Regions from separate parts of the Homo sapiens genome. Here region 2 is linked to region 1. A link is a loop called in an ENCODE intact Hi-C map of the cell type or tissue named here. Cell type or tissue: mammary epithelial cell. All regions are shown on one strand.

Region 1 (8,000 bases):
AACATAGCTTTGGTGGTTATAGAATTCATAGTTGGTAGGCTTTTTTGTTTTTGAGCACTATGAATATGCTATCACACAGCCAACTGTACTCTACCGTTTCTGCTGAGAAGTCAGCTATTAATCTTATTGGGGTTTCCTTGTAAGTAGTGATTTATTTTTCTTTTACTGCTTTCAGGACTTTTACTTTGTCCTTGGCTTTCAGCATTTTTATTACAATGTGTCTGTTTGTGGTTCTCTTTGAATTTATGCTACTTAAAGTTCATTGAGCTTCCTGGATGTGTAGGTTGTTGTTTTTGAACAAATTTGGGAAGTTTTTTTAGCTACTTTTTCTTCAAATATTGCTTCTCTTTTATTTATTTATATTCTTTCTGATATTTCTATTACATATGTGTTCATATATGTAACTATGTCCTATCATTACATGAGGTTCTATTTTTCTTTATTCTTTTTTCTATGATTTGGCACACATACTTCTATGGATATATCTTCAAATTTACTACTATTTTTGCCAGTTCAAATCTTCTGAATTTCTTCAGTGAATTTTTCATTTCAGTTATTGCATTTTTAAACTCCAGAATGTCTATTTTTTAGAAAATTGTATCTCTATTGATATTTATTTTCTGATGTGACATTGTCATTTTACATTTCTTTACCTCTTTAATTATGTTCTCCTTTACATCTTTGAATACATTTATGATGGCTATTTTGAAGTCTTTTTCTGTTTAATCTGACAGCTGATTGCTTTCACAAGCGATTAGTTTTGCCTTCTTTTTTTCCTAGCATATGAATCATGTATTCCTGTATCTCTGCATCTCATATATACACACTGGGTACTTTCTTCCCTCTAAGACCATATTACTATTATTTTCTTATTACAATAGCTGAGTGAATGATTTTTAGTGGACGCTAAAAATACATATTTCTCTCCAACATACATATGAATATTGGTAACCTCTGATGTTGCACCTTAGGCATACTCAGGTTTGTGTATATTCAGTCACCCTGGGATGATCCCTTGTTTTGAGCAGGGCTCTCTTTGTCTCTCCCTCATCACACCTGGCTGTTAAACTTCAGAAACTGTCAGCTGATTTCCCTATCATTTTCAAAACTTCATTGAGTCATGCATTTTTCTTTTTTTTTTTTTTAGCGTTTAACTTCAGACTAATTTATTCAAGTTAGAGTTTTGAATTTTTATAGATTTTTTCTGAATACATGTTTTCCCATTTGTAGTATGTCCTTAGGAGTATTTCTAGAGGATTTAGTTTTTTAAAAAATCAAGTTTCACCATTTCATTAGAAGTGAGTTTCTCAAGCTGTCCTGCTAGTCATCAATCACCCCTCCCATATGAGCTCTTAATTCTCCTGGAATTGAGATGAACTTTTAAGCTAAATTGGAACTCATTCTGATCACATAAGTTGCACAAACTTGAAGCTTGTTCAACTACTATTGGATTATTTTAGTAGAATTTTAAAGAAAAATTTCTATCCTTCTTTACAAAATATAATCTGCAGTGGCCTGGACCTAAATGAAATGCTAAATGACTCCCAGGAGACCTTCAGAGCTAGGCTCCTATGCCATTGGTATAGAAAAGTAGTAATGTTTGTGCCATGTAAATAAAGGAATGGATTGCAACCAAAGAAAATCTTGCAATTTTCATTTCTATTTTTAATGTTGCTCAAAAAGCCTCTTTCTACTGGATCAATTCAATGCTGTTGATTCTATATAGCATCCATGCTCAAGAGAAACAAAGAAAAATGTTTTGGATATACAAAGGGGGTATTCCATTAGCAGCAAAGGAAAGCTCTGAAAAATTCAAATCAGACCTTGCAAGGTCTGGAGCAGTCTACTTGTGTCACATAAAAAAATAAATGGTAATGAAAACAATCTTCTGTTTCTGCATGCTGGATGTGCTGGGGAACAAAAAAAGAAAATGAAAAGAAAACAATCTTTCAATAATACATTCAGAGGACATTTAGGATTAGTTTCAGAAGTCAGGTGCAACTGGATGAAAATCTTGTCCAACATTTTTTGTTTTTTACTTTAAGTTCCGGGATACATGTGCAGAATGTGCAGGTTTGTTACATAGGTATACATGTGTCATGGTGGTTTGCTGCACCTTTCAACCCGTCATCTAGGTTTTAAGCCCCACATGCATTAGGTATTTGTCCTAATGCTCTGCTTTCCTTTGTCTTCCATTCCCTGACAGGCCACGGTGTGTGTTATTCCCTTTCCTGTGTCCCTGTGTTCTCACTGTTCAACTCCCACTTACGAGTAAGAACATGCAGTGTTTGGTTTTCTGCTCCTGTGCTAGTTTGCTGAGAATGATGACTTCCAGCTTCATTCATGTCCCTGCAAAGGACATGATATCATTCTTTTTTATGGCTGCATAGAATTAAATGGTGTATGTATGCTACATTTTCCTTATCCAGTCTATCATTGCTTTGTCCAACATTTTTTAACAGAATAAAATATGAGCCAAAGGGAGTAAGAGTAGTAGGAAGTAGACAAATGCCTAGGCAGACAGGTGTGGGTCCCTGGTGAAACCCCATACTCAAGCCAAAGATAGTTTAAAGCCTAACTACAAGTCCTAGGTTAATCCATGGACTGGATTGAGAACCTCTCTTTCTGTTTGGTGCACTTTCCTCTAACTGATCCCCGCCTTTCACATATTTTACATATACCTACTCTTCCCTAATTGGTTTTTTATCCTGTTGTGCCCACCCACCTTTGAGTGATGCCTTTAACTTTTTTTGCATAGTTACAAACCAATTAGCATGCACTCCCCTATTCTGAGCCCGTAAAAGCCCCAGGCTCAGCCACATTGGGAGAGAAACCACCCAACTTTGGGTAGGCGACCAGCCCTGCATCTCTTCTCCACTGAGAGCTGTTTCATTGCTCAATAAAATTCTCTGCCCTCCTCACCCTTCATTTGTCAGTGTATCCTCATTCTTCTCGGATGTCGGACAAGGACTTGGGAACCGCCGAATGCAGTTATGAGCTATAACACAGGCAGGCTGGGGCATGCCTGGCCCAGCCACAGGCTGCACTGGTGCACAAACCAGGCATGGCCCAGGTTGGCTGAGTGGGTTGGCTGCCTCCTGAGGCAGGTAGCATGCCTGAGCAAGGCCCAGGCTAGGGTGTTGCCAGCCAGAGGTCCCCAGCTGGCAAAATGACTGAGAAAAATCCTGCATCAGGAGCAGGCTAAATTTGACCAACAACTTTTAAAATGTGCTTTGGGTACAGCACAGAGAACCTCCAATAGTGCATTACTTTGCATTAATAGCAAAAGTTTAAAAATATAAATTAAATGAAAAATGAAGACAAAAGGTGTCTTCCCTGCTTTTGAACATCCTTTAGTTTATACCAGTTCTTCTTAACCAGGAGCAAGCCACTCTCCCCCACCCAAGGGGACATGGAAATGACTGGACACATTTTTGGTTGTCATACCTGGGAGGGGTACTACTGACATCTGGTGAATAGAGGTCAGAGATATTGCTAAATATCCTATAGTACATATGATAGGCCTCATGACAAAGAATTATTCGGCTCCAAATGTCCATAGAGCCAAGGCTGAGAAATCATGTTTTGCACAATAATGGCCAATGCAAACACAACTTTAATGTAAATTTTTTCTTAAATTTATTTTAGCAGCAAAGCTAAGAATTGAATGATTGGCATTATTGAGTTTTCTCTATTTATATCAGCATTTTATTTTTCCTTTTGTAGCTAGGTTTAGTAATACATAAACAGGCAAGTGTGAGTAGAAGCATTGGTATGCCATTAAAACATTTCATGACCCAGTTATGATTTATTTTTTTTTAGTTATATGAAGATTGTTAACAACTTGATTACATTGACAGGTAAATAAAAATGTTGTTTTATTGGCCTATTTCTACTACATTCCACCCAAATTTCTCGAAAAACATAATATGTATTTTTAAACTATTTAACTATTTCTGATGTGATGTGGGTTGGCTATGTCCCCACCCAAACCACATCTTGAATTCCCACATGTTGTGAGAGGCACCCAGTGGGAGGTAACTGAATCATGGGGGCAAGTCTTTCCCAAGCTGTTCGTGAGAGGCACCCAGTGGGAGGTAACTGAATCCTGGGGGCAAGCCTTTCCCAAGCTGTTCTCATGATAGTGAATAAGTCTCACGAGATCTGATAGTTTTCAAAAGAGGAGATCCTCTGCCCCAGCTCTCTCTCTTTGCTTGCTGTCATCCATCTAAGATGTGACTTGCTCCTCCTTGCCTTCCACCATGATTGTGAGGCTTCCCCAGCCACGTGGAACTGTAAGTAATTAAACCTCTTTCTTTTGTAAATTGCCCAGTCTCAGGTATGTCTTTATCAGGAGTGCGAAAACGGACTAATACATGGTGAAATTAAACAGAATTAAGAAAAATACTAGATTGTAAACAAAGGTACAAACATATCTTGGTAGTGTTGGGGCACAGAAAATTATATCCCAGAGGGTTGTAGATGTGTGGTGTTATTTCTGGGGCATCAGAACAGAGGCCTCAGAAATAACACCACACACCTACAACCATCTGATCTTCGACAAACCTGACAAAAACAAGTAATGGGGAAAAGATTCCCTATTTAATAAATGGTGCTGGGAAAACTGGCTAGACATGTGCAGAAAATAGAAATTGGACCCCTTCCTTATACCTTACACAAAAATTAACTCAAGATGGATTAAAGACTTAAACATAAAACCTAAAACCATAAAAACCCTAGAAAACCTAGGCAATATCATTCAGAACATAGGCATGAGCAAAGACTTCATTACTAAAGCACCAAAAGCAATTGCAACAAAAGCCAGAATTGATAAATGGGATCTAATTAAACTAAAGAGCTTCTGCTCAGCAAAAGAAACTATCTTCAGAGTGAACAGGCAACCTGCAGAATGGGAGAAAATTTTTGCAATCTATCCATCTGACAAAGGTCTAATATCCAGAATCTGCAAGAAACTTAAACAAATTTACAAGAAAAAACCAAACAACCCCATCAAAAAGTGGGCAAAGGATATGAACAGACATTTCTCAAAAGAAGACATTTATGCGGCCAACAAACATATGAAAAAAAGCTCATCATCACTGGTTATTAGGGAAATGCAAATCAAAACCACAATGAGATACCATCTAATGCCATTTAAAATGGCGATCATTAAAAAGTCTGGAAACAACAGATGCTGGAGAGGGTGCAGAGAAAATAGGAACACTTTTACACTGTTGATGGGAGTGTAAATTAGTTCAACCATTGTGGAAGACAGTGTGGCAATTCCTCAAGGATCTAGAACCAGAAATACCATTTGACCCAGCAATCCCATTACTGGGTATATACCCAAAGGATTATAAATCATTCTACTATAAAGACACATGCACACGAATGTTTATTGCAGCACTGTTTACAATAGCAAAGACTTGGAGCCAACCCAAATGCCTATCAATGATAGACTGGATAAAGAAAATGTGGCACATATATACCATGGAATACTATGCAGCCATAAAAAAGAATGAATTCATGTCCTCTGCAGGGACATGGATGAAGCTGGAAACCATCATCCCCAGCAAATTAACACAGGAACAAAAACCAAACACTGCATGTTCTCACTCATAAGTGGGAGTTGAACAATGAGAACACATGGACATAGGGAGGGGAACATCACACACTGGGGCCTGTCGGTGAGTCTGGGGCAAGGGGAGGGAGAGCATTAGGACAAATACCTAATGCATGCAGGGCTTGAAACCTAGATGACGGGTTGATAGGTGCAGCAAACCACCATGGCACATGTATACCTATGTAACAAACCTGCACATTATGCACATGTATCCCGGAACTTAAAGTAAAATAAAAAAAAATTATATCCCAAAATATAGCACTTTGGCATGCTGAGTGCCTCAAGTTAAAGAAAACTGAAGGTCCTCCAGAAAGACACAAGTTCTCTCATCTGATCTTCCCCTGTCTCTTCAATCCTCTTTTTTTCATGAAGCACTGGGAGCAACTCTCTGGAATTTGTTTCTCTGATGCAGAAAAATTCTTAAAAAAAAAAAAATACAATTGTCTGAAGTCCCCTTCCCTAGGAATCTCATCAAATAACTAGGAAAGTTTAACTCTCTGAGAAGAGAAGAGACTGGGAGTTCTCATCACAACCAGACAGATTTTTTATGTATTCTTCTGAAGGCAGCTCTGAGAGATTACCTGGGAGGCTCTATCTGCACATAATACAACCCTTATTTAAGGTGAAGTTTCACCCCTCACCTTCGTATCACCTTCCCCAGAGCTCAGAGAAACACTGTCCTAGGTAATCCTTGTGTGGGCTCATTCTTTTCTCCTGCAAATCATTTAGTCCTACAACCCCCATTTCCCCTTCCCCTATAAAGTAGGATACATATATAAGCACCTAGACCTCACAGGGTTATTCAATAATCATTCACCTGCAATTCTCCCATGTTTATGAACATCAAATAAATTTTGTATGTGTTTCCTTCTATGAATCTGCCTTCTGTCAGTTCATTTTCAGTAAACCTTCAGAGGGTGAAGGAGAAGCTTTTCTTCTGACTCTACGGTAGAAATGAATATACTTTGTCACACTATAGCATGGTGATGAAGCTGAGTAGACAGCATGAGGTGTTATTGCTGACACTAAAAACTGAGTTAGAAAAAAAGGAAGCCATAGCAATACAGAGAATAATCCATAGGCTACTGAGATTAAGAAAGTCAGTAGATCAAGATTATTTATGAACTTCTGTTGGAGGAAATCTTATGCTTGTTGGAATTATGCCATGTTGCGCTTTGGTCCCCACCTAGAATTCAGCCTCTATTTATTTTGTAACTAACTAAACAATGTAGCTAATATGGCTAAATATTCATTGATTCCTTACCATGTGCTAGGCATTATAGAAAGAACCCTATATAAATTATCTAACTTAATTTTTACAAGAGCAAATTAAGATACATGTTATGACACTCTTTTATGAATAAGGACATTTGGTTTCAAAATGATTAAGTAACTTGCTCAAGAGTGCATGCTGGTAAGTAGCAGAGCTAGGATCTCCTCACAGATATGTCTGGTTCTAAAGCCTGGGCTGTGAATAACTACATTTTTCTCCTTTTTGGCTAAGCTGCATGTGGACATTTTCCATGGACATTTGTACGAACTTTTCTGTCATAAATCCTGAGATACCAGTAAGTATCTGGGTGTCAGAGGTTGTTGAACACCTGGGCAGGAGGATACCTGAATTTATATGCTGAAACTCATGGTAGCCATACATATTTCATCCTGAATCAAAGGGTTTAGTAAATGTGACCCTGAGGTGGACAGTTAGCCTGGCTCTGTCCTTTCCTCTGGTGTGGAGTGAGTGGTACTAGAAGATTCATAGTCTTCTTTCGCTCGTGCCTCTCAACCCTTACCCCATCCCTCCACACTGCGAGAAAAAAAAAAAAAAAGACAGAAACCAAGAAAACAGTAGACCCAGCGATTCATCTGTGTATCTCATTTTTCTAAGAAGGCCTTTTGTCCTGCTCTTTTTCTTGTTTTTGTCATGAACCTGCCGTCTAATGAACTAGTCTAGTCACGACAGACTAATTTAAAAATATATATATAGTGCTTAGAGAGGCAAGATGCATATTAAGCAGTTCATTTATAACTTTCCCTAATCTGGACTTCTTTCATCCTGACCTGCCTCTGCCTTTAAAATGTGCTGTAACACCCACAGTGCTACTCAGAACAGGGAGAAAAGAGAAAGGATACATAAGTAAAGGAAGAGGAGGGAAATGTATATATAATATATAATATCCAATATGTAATATTGTATCTTCCTTTAATTCACTTAAATGCATCAAACAGTAAAATCAAAATATGTAAAGCAACTTGATACAAATTATAAGAAGGAACAGATAAATATATAATCAGAGTGAAGTAGTATTTAAACATACCTCTATAGGAATTAGCGTGTCAAACCAAAATAACTACAAAGGGTATAGAAAATGTAAAC
Region 2 (8,000 bases), 51 kb before region 1:
TTAATACCTGTGTGACTGGCCTCAATTCTCCCCAATTCATTTAATTCCTGCTGCCAATGTACACTTAAGATTTTCAACATAATATTTCTAGATCACTTCTACTTTCTGGTACCCACAACATCCTACTCTCTCCACCAACATCCCACTCTGAAATATTATAACATTACCTTTTCAAAGTCGTAAGTCTGATAATCTTAGTTTCCTGCTGAATAATTTCTCATTAATTGTATTTACTTGATGAATTAAATTCAAGCACCTGCTTAGACTCACTTGAATCTTACATTGCCTAAATTTATCTCTTCTATTTTAGCAAATGTTATTGCACTCCAAAAAAATCCTAACCATTTCCTTATCAAAGCATTCAATGTCTGGTCTTTTCTTTTCAGAGACTCTTCTTACTAGGTATCACATCTATTCGGAAAAATTCACAATAATTATTTCTTCAGAAATTCCCTCTCATTCTATTTATATTTTCACTTGCATATTGAAGCTTTTAGTCTACCTTCATATCACTTGACTTCTGCCTCTTATTTTCCATCAATGTGTGCGCTAATATGTGCCACTCCTGAGATCTACCCTCTTTTTCATTTATTTGTCTTCAACTTTATCTAGTCTACTGTCTGAACCAGAGTTGCTTTTTTATTTCAAAGCATATGTGTATACATTCATATGTATTACATATGTGTATGTGCATGTATATATACATATTTAAATAATTATATTTGGTTTATTTTTAAATTCTTCCTTTTCATGCTTGTTTTTCCCTTTCTTTATATCATGAAGATTTTCAATATATGCATTTAAAAGTCTCTTTCTGATTGTTTTGTTATCTCTCCTTCTTAGGGTGTAACTTTGAGGATTTCTGATTTAGTTAATACTCCAATCACTCTGAGTCATTTCCTCCTATAGGTCATTTATTTTAAGGTCATTTTCTATGGATTTGTTTTCCATGGGAATAACACTTGCCTTAATCAAAGCAAGAGTTCAGTTATAGGGTAGTTCCTATTTTTATTCTGATGGGACCTTCTACTTTTCACCAGATATGGACCAGTTCTTCTGTTAATTTCTCAGTATCCAGTTGGATGAAATAAATGTGGCTTCTGGTGTCCTGTGAGGCACAAGCATGATGGGCTCATCTCATCTTCCTTCACAGCCTTCTATTAGCTGCTTTGTAAACTTAATAAACTTCTTTGCCTCTTCCCAGGGAAGTGAGTGAACTCATTTTTCTGGTTCTTGCTTCACAGGGAGCCAGTTCCTTGTCCTTTTGTCTTGGTGCTGTTATTTTGAATGCAGCAACCTTTTTGACATGACCTGGAGGCCTTATGTGGTGTTTCTCAACAGCGTGAGAAGTTCATACTCTAGATGTTAAAGTATCTCTCTTGGTTTCAATATAATCATGAGCCTTTCAGATTGAACCTCTGTTTTACTGTCACCACTTGAAGTTTTTGTTTGTTTCCATAGGAGTTTATAGTTTTCTAATTTAGCTGTATGTGTTTAACTTTCACTGTTTTTGTTGTTTGTGTTTTTGTTTTTGAGACGAACTCTCATTCTGTCACCCAGGCTGGAGTGCAGAGTGCAGTGACATGAGCTTGGCTCACTGGAAACTCTACCTCCCAGGTTCAAGTGATTCTCCTGCCTCAGCCTCCTGAGTAGCTGAGAATATAGGTGCCCGCCATGAGGCCTGGCTAATTTTTATATTTTTAGTAGAAATGGGGTTTCACAATGTCAACCAGGCTGGTCTCAAATTCCTGACCTTAAGTGATCCACCTGCCTCGGCCTCCCAGCATGCTGGGATTACAGGCATGAGCCACTGTGCCCAGCCCTTATTGTTGTTTTTTATATTTTATTCAGTATTTTAACATTTTGAATGATTACAAAAGTTCTTACATTAGGCCAGTCTACAATGTTTACTCTATGTCTCTCATTTTATTTTTACCAGGACCTGAAAAGTGGTATGTTTCTCCATTTTGTAAATTAATAAATGGAAGCTGAGTAATATTAATAGAAATTGAACTGACTCAAAATTGATATATTTGTTAATTAAGGAAAAAGAGTTTGGCCTTGCACTGTGGGAAGACTACACTATAACAATCAAGAAAGGCCTTCAGAGAATATAGATAAGACATGGTGCTCTTGAGTAAAATAAAATAGAAAAAGCAGGAAATGTGGATGACAGATTGAAATGCCTTTTGACTGAATTCATGCAGTACTTGAGCTGGGATCTGAGATGTTTTTCTTTTCCCACTTTGCCCAGTGATGTTGGGAACAAACAGCCAACTTCACTATATTTGTTAGTTTGCCAAAAATATTCAAAAGTATCATATACGTAGTCATCCAGATCCTTGCTTCTTATAAGTGGTTGCATTCAATGTAGATATTTTATGTATCTCTACTGCCAGGTCACACCATGGACTATGAGTGCTCTCTTTGCTACTGGAAATAGGGTCATTAGCATCTTTAAATATAATCAGATTAAAGAGCCAATTCCAGAAAACTCAGAACCAGTTCAGAAACCTCATCCTTAAAACACTATTCCTCTTGAACCACTCTAAGTACCAAAATCTGTATTAGTTAGGGTTCTCCAAAGAAACAGAACCACATAACCAATAGAAAATATGTACATACATACATGTACTTCTCTCTCTCTAGATATAGATATAGATGTAGATGTAAATATATATAGATATAGACAAATCAATTTATATCTAGATATCTGTCTAGATAGATGCATCACTTAATGATAATGTTCTGAGAAATGCATCATTAGGAAATTTTTTTGTTGTGTGAACCTCAAAGAGTTTACATATACATATCTATGTGCTATAACCTACTATACACCTTGGCTATCTGATATAGCCTATTCCTCCTAGGCTACAGATCTATACAGCATGTTACTGTATGGGATACTGTAAACAACTGTAACACAATGGTATTTGTGTATCTAAATATATCTAAACATAGAAAAGGTACACTGAAAATACAGTATGGAAGGTACAAAATAATACACCTGGATAAGGCACTTACTATGAATAGAAGTTGCTCTGAATGAGTCAATGAGTGAGTGGTGAGGGAATGTGAGGGCCAAGGACATTATTGTACATGATTGCAGACTTTATAAATACTGTACACTTAGGTTACACTAAATTTATTTTTAAATGTTTTTCTTTCTTCAATAATAAATTAACCTTAGCTTACTGTAAGTTTTTTACTTCATAAGCTTTTTAATTTTTTAAAACTTTTTGACTCTTTTATGATGACAAAACTGAAAATAACATTATGCACTGTACAAAATTTTTCTTTCTTTATATGCTTATTGTATAAGCTTTTTTCTATTTTTGATTTCAAAATTTTTTTAACTTTTAAAGCTTTTTAATCCTAAAACTTTGAAAAAACAAAGACACAAACACACATATTGGCCTACAGCTACACATAGTCAGGATCATCAATATTACTGTCTTCCACCTTCTTTTCTTGTTCCACTAGAAGCTCTTCAGGGTTAATAACATGCATGGAGCTGTCATTTCTTATGATACTAATGCCTTCTTGAATACCTCCTGAAAGACCAACCTGAGTCTATTTCCCAGTCAACATTTTTTTGTAAGTAGAAGGATTATACTCTCAAATAATGATTAAAGTATACTCTAGTAAATACATAAACCAGTAACATAGTTGTTTATTATTGTTATCAATTATTACAGGTACAGGAGTATTACTGATACAGGAGTTAAGAGGAAATTACTCAGGCAGATAGTAAGGGTATGGGAGTCTTTGGTAAGGCTTTTTTTTTTTTTAATGAAAAGCAGCTCCAAGTCATTTTCTAACAAAAAGCAGCCTGTAAAGTCGAGCTAAAGACATAGACAAGCAAGCTGGGAGCTTGCAGGGGTGAATGCTGGCAGGAACCAGGGAGAGACATGTTCCAAATGGCAGCTCCACCTTCCCTTCTCTGCCAGCCACATGTATAGTAAGGAGCAGACAAGATGGCAGGGATCAGCTGGAAAGTTCATTTGCATAATGAGATTTGGGTGGGGTGGCCAGCCTTCACTGTGCACTATGTAAACGTCATACCTGATTGAACCAATCTGTGAGCCCTATGTAAATTAGACATCGCCTCCTCAAACCTGACTATAAAATCTGGTGCATCTGCCACAGGTCCTTTCTCCTTGGAGACCCCTTTCTTTATAAAGAGAGCTGTTTCTCTTTCTCTTCTCTTCTACCTATTAAACCTCTGTTCCTAAACTTTGTGTATGTCCATGTCCTAAAGTTTCCTGGTGCATGATGATGAACCCCAGAATATATACCCTAGACAATGTAGCTGCTTCAGTGCAAAATTGAATGTGCTATACTTTCAAATGACTGGCAGGGCAGATTTGTTTGCATCAGCATCACTACAAACACATGAGTAATGCATTGCACTACTGTATTATGATGGGTACATTACTAGGTGATAGGAATTTTTCATGTGCATTATAATCTTATGAGATCACCATGGTATTTGCAGTCTAACACTGACTGAAACTTCACTATGCAGCACATGACTGTGTGTGTGTGTGTGTGTGTGCGTGTGTGTGTGTGAAAAAAGAGAGAAAAAGAAAAGGAGAAAGAGCTTTATTATAAGGGATTGGCTCATGTAATTACAGAGGCTGAGAAGTCCCAGAATCTATAGTCAACAAGCTAGAGACTCAGGACTGCTGCTGTATAGTTCCAGTTTAAGTCCAAAGACCTGGAAACGGGGAGAGACAATGGAGTAAACTCCAGTCCAAAAAGCTGGCAGGCTCGAGACCCAATAAGAGTTAAGGTTTCCTTTTGAATTTGAGAGCAGAAGACAAATGTCTCTGTTTAAGTAGTCAGGGACAAAGAGTTCTCTTTTACTCAGCCTTTTAATTTTGTTCAGTACTTTAATTGATTGGATGAAGCCCACTCACATTAGGGAGGGCAATCTGTTTAACTCAGTCAACTAATTCAAATGTTGATATTGGCCAGGTGCGGTGGCTCACACCTGTAATCCCAGTGCTTTGCGAGGGGGGCAGGATCACTTGAGGTCAGGAGTTCCAGACCAGCCTGGCCAACATGATGAAAACCTATCTCTACTAAAAATACAAAAATTAACCAGGCATGGTGGCACGTACCTGTAGTTCCCGCTACTCAGGAGGCTGAGGCATGCGAATCAGTTGAGTCTGGGAGGCAGAAGTTGCAGTGAGCTGAGATCATGCCACTGCACTCCAGTCTGGGGCACACAGTTGTTTGTTTAACAAACAAAAAACAACAACAACAACAAAAAACAAATATTGATCTCATGCAGAAACAGCCTCACTGACACACTCAGAACAATGACCAACTATTTCAGCACCTTGTGGCCTAGTCAAGTTGACACATAAAATTAGCCATCACTAGGACCATGTGCATTTTATTGCTAGTGAGGTTTGTTTTCATGTGCAACTTATTGGTCCCTGATCTCTTAAGCCTAGTGATAGCCAATTATCTAAAACATTTCCTGGGGAGGAATGAGGAAGAAAGTCTGCAAATGGCAAAGAATGTTTATTTTGTGGCTAGCATCCACTCTGTGATTCTAGAATAATGACTTTTGCCAATAGAAAGCCAATAATCTCTTTCTTCAGCTGCATCCAAACCTGTGTAACCTATTTTATATCATCAACATACTTTGGAAAAGAACATTTTGTACACAGTAAGATATAACTTTTCAAAGCCTCTTGACTTCATCTGTATCCTTGAGTCGTAGATAATCTTGGGGATAAAATCTTCCTTCCACAGTATTTGTGAACAATATAGAGATCTCCAGACTACTCTAATTCATGATGTTTTGACAGGCAGAATTTTTTTCACCTACTTTAGCCGTGATTGATATTCTGATAATCATTTCCACCAGCCCTTTGACTCTAAATTCCAGCAAAGCTTTTTCATCAAAATAGAATATAAATATTACTTATAAGTTATTAAAGTTTTTATATTCCTATACCAACAACATTAATAATAAATCGCTTAACATATTACCCTTCTCAGAGGATGTTTGCATTTTATGTGCCTTAGTCAGCTCAGACTATGATTACAAAACACTGGGAGCTTAAACAACAAAAATGTATTTCTCACTTCTGGAGGCTGGAAAGTCCAAGATTAAGGTACCAGCAGATTTGGTGTCTTTTGAAAGCCCTCCTTCCTGTTTGCAGATAGGATACAGTCTTCTTGCTATATCTTCACATGGTAGAGAGAGGAATAGAGAGGGCTATGGTCTCTTCCTCTTCTTACAAGGGCATTAATGCCATCAGGGAGGCTCTACTCTCATGATCTCATCTAAACCTAATTGTCTCCCAAGGGCCCTGCCTCTCAGTACCAACACACTGGGAATTAGGGCTACAACATATGAATTTTGGTAGGTCGCAAATATCCAGTCCATAACAATGTGAGTCTTCAAAATTTAGTCCATCATTTCCCAAAGCATGTTCTTAGAGGTACAAAACGATATTTGCAAAATGAGGTTTCCTAGTCAAAACTTTTAGAAAACACTGCAGAGTATATATCCTCTTGGAAATTCAACAAGTATATGCATGTACTAAGTGCTCTGAGAAAACTTGTAATAAACAGATTAATACAATGTCTATTATCTTGATTGTGGTGGTGGTGTTATCAGTGTATCATATGTCCAAACTCACTAAACTGTATAAATTAAATATGTTTAGGTTTTATATATCAATTATACCTCAATTAAATTTAAAAAGTTAATCCAGCTTTTGTCAGACTTTTTGAACACAAGACTTTTTAATCTATTTTTAAAAGTATTGGTTCCATAGAAGGGCAATCACAACTAATATTAATTAAGCTTTTACTTATATTAATTAACCTTATATTAATTAAGCTTTTACTAATATTAATTAGGCTTTTCATATGCTAGGCATATGAAGTGTTTTGTATATTTTCTGATTTTATTGTCACAATTATCTGAGATACTGTTAATATCATCATTTTCTTGATGAGGAAATTGAGGCTCAGAGAGTTTCAGTCACTTTCCCAAGGCTAGACAGTAGAGAGCAGGGTTTGAGCCTCTATTAGTTTTCCTCTGCTATTGTAGTGACTTTTCACCAACTTAGTAGTTTGGTGAAACCATTTTTTGTGTTACATTTTTGTGGGTCAGAAGTCTGACACATCACACAAGGCTAAGATTCAGTTGTTAGCAATGCTGCATTCTGGAGGATCTAGGGGAGGTTCTGTATGCTGTTCATTGGAGTATTGGTAGAATTTAGATCCATGCATTTGTAGGACTGAAATCTCCATCTCCTTACTGGCTCTCTGTTGGGTCTCCTTTAATTCTCAGAGGCCTTTCTCAGGTCCTTGGTCCCTACATAACCAGCACCAATTCTTCTCGTGCAGCCATCTCTCTTTCCTACCTTTATGCCTCTTTATTCCATTTTTAAGGACTCATGTGATAAAACTGGGCTTACCAAGAGAATACAGTATAACATTTTCACTTCAAGATCCTCAAATTTAATCACATAAGCAAGGTCTTTTTTACTGCATAATAGAATATAGTCATTACAACTTCCAGGGATTAGGGTGTGAGCTTCTTTAGGAGGCCATTAGTTTGCTAATGATAGGGCACACTTATTTTGACTTTGAGGCCATGTTCTTATCATCATGACTCTCTTTTGTATTAAGAATGCCCTATATAGCAATAGCATAGAACTATGGGAAATATCTCCTTTGCTCAAAATAACAACACGAGAAGTAAAAATGCAAACATAGGGCAGGCCTGGGGAAAAGCTATTTGGGTTTTTAGGATCTAAGAACACAAAAGTACCTGCAAATGCTCATCCTTTTGGAGCAATGTGTGTCATACACAGCATGATTTTAGAAATTCCAAATAACTTATATCTCAGGGCTTTAGAAAAGTGTGAAAAAGATAGAGAAAGTGGACCCTTAAATATGATTTCTTTGTATTTTCTCTGGCCAGACCCCGCTGGTAAACTGCTCTGTGACTTTATAAAAGGCCA

What was found. Hi-C counts contacts between places; a loop is a spot of excess contacts. Peaks named below come from ENCODE experiments on the same cell type or tissue, not always from the same donor. Only the 100,000 strongest peaks of a DNase experiment are listed, where the experiment ranks them.
Region 2: a loop joins it to region 1, with 5 times the contacts of the local background. A loop is called at or near these places in 2 of 110 quality-filtered maps.

The regions. Positions count from the first base shown.
Region 1 is chr2:83,846,306-83,854,305 of GRCh38, reverse strand. No RefSeq gene overlaps it. Among named protein-coding and RNA genes, the nearest start is that of LINC01809, 330 kb to the right of the region's middle. In mammary epithelial cell, no CTCF peak of the experiment used is centred here; DNase peaks (open chromatin) are centred at 3,025 and 4,055; H3K27ac peaks cover 2,048 bases.
Region 2 is chr2:83,897,549-83,905,548 of GRCh38, reverse strand. No RefSeq gene overlaps it. Among named protein-coding and RNA genes, the nearest start is that of LINC01809, 380 kb to the right of the region's middle. In mammary epithelial cell, no CTCF peak of the experiment used is centred here; a DNase peak (open chromatin) is centred at 4,498.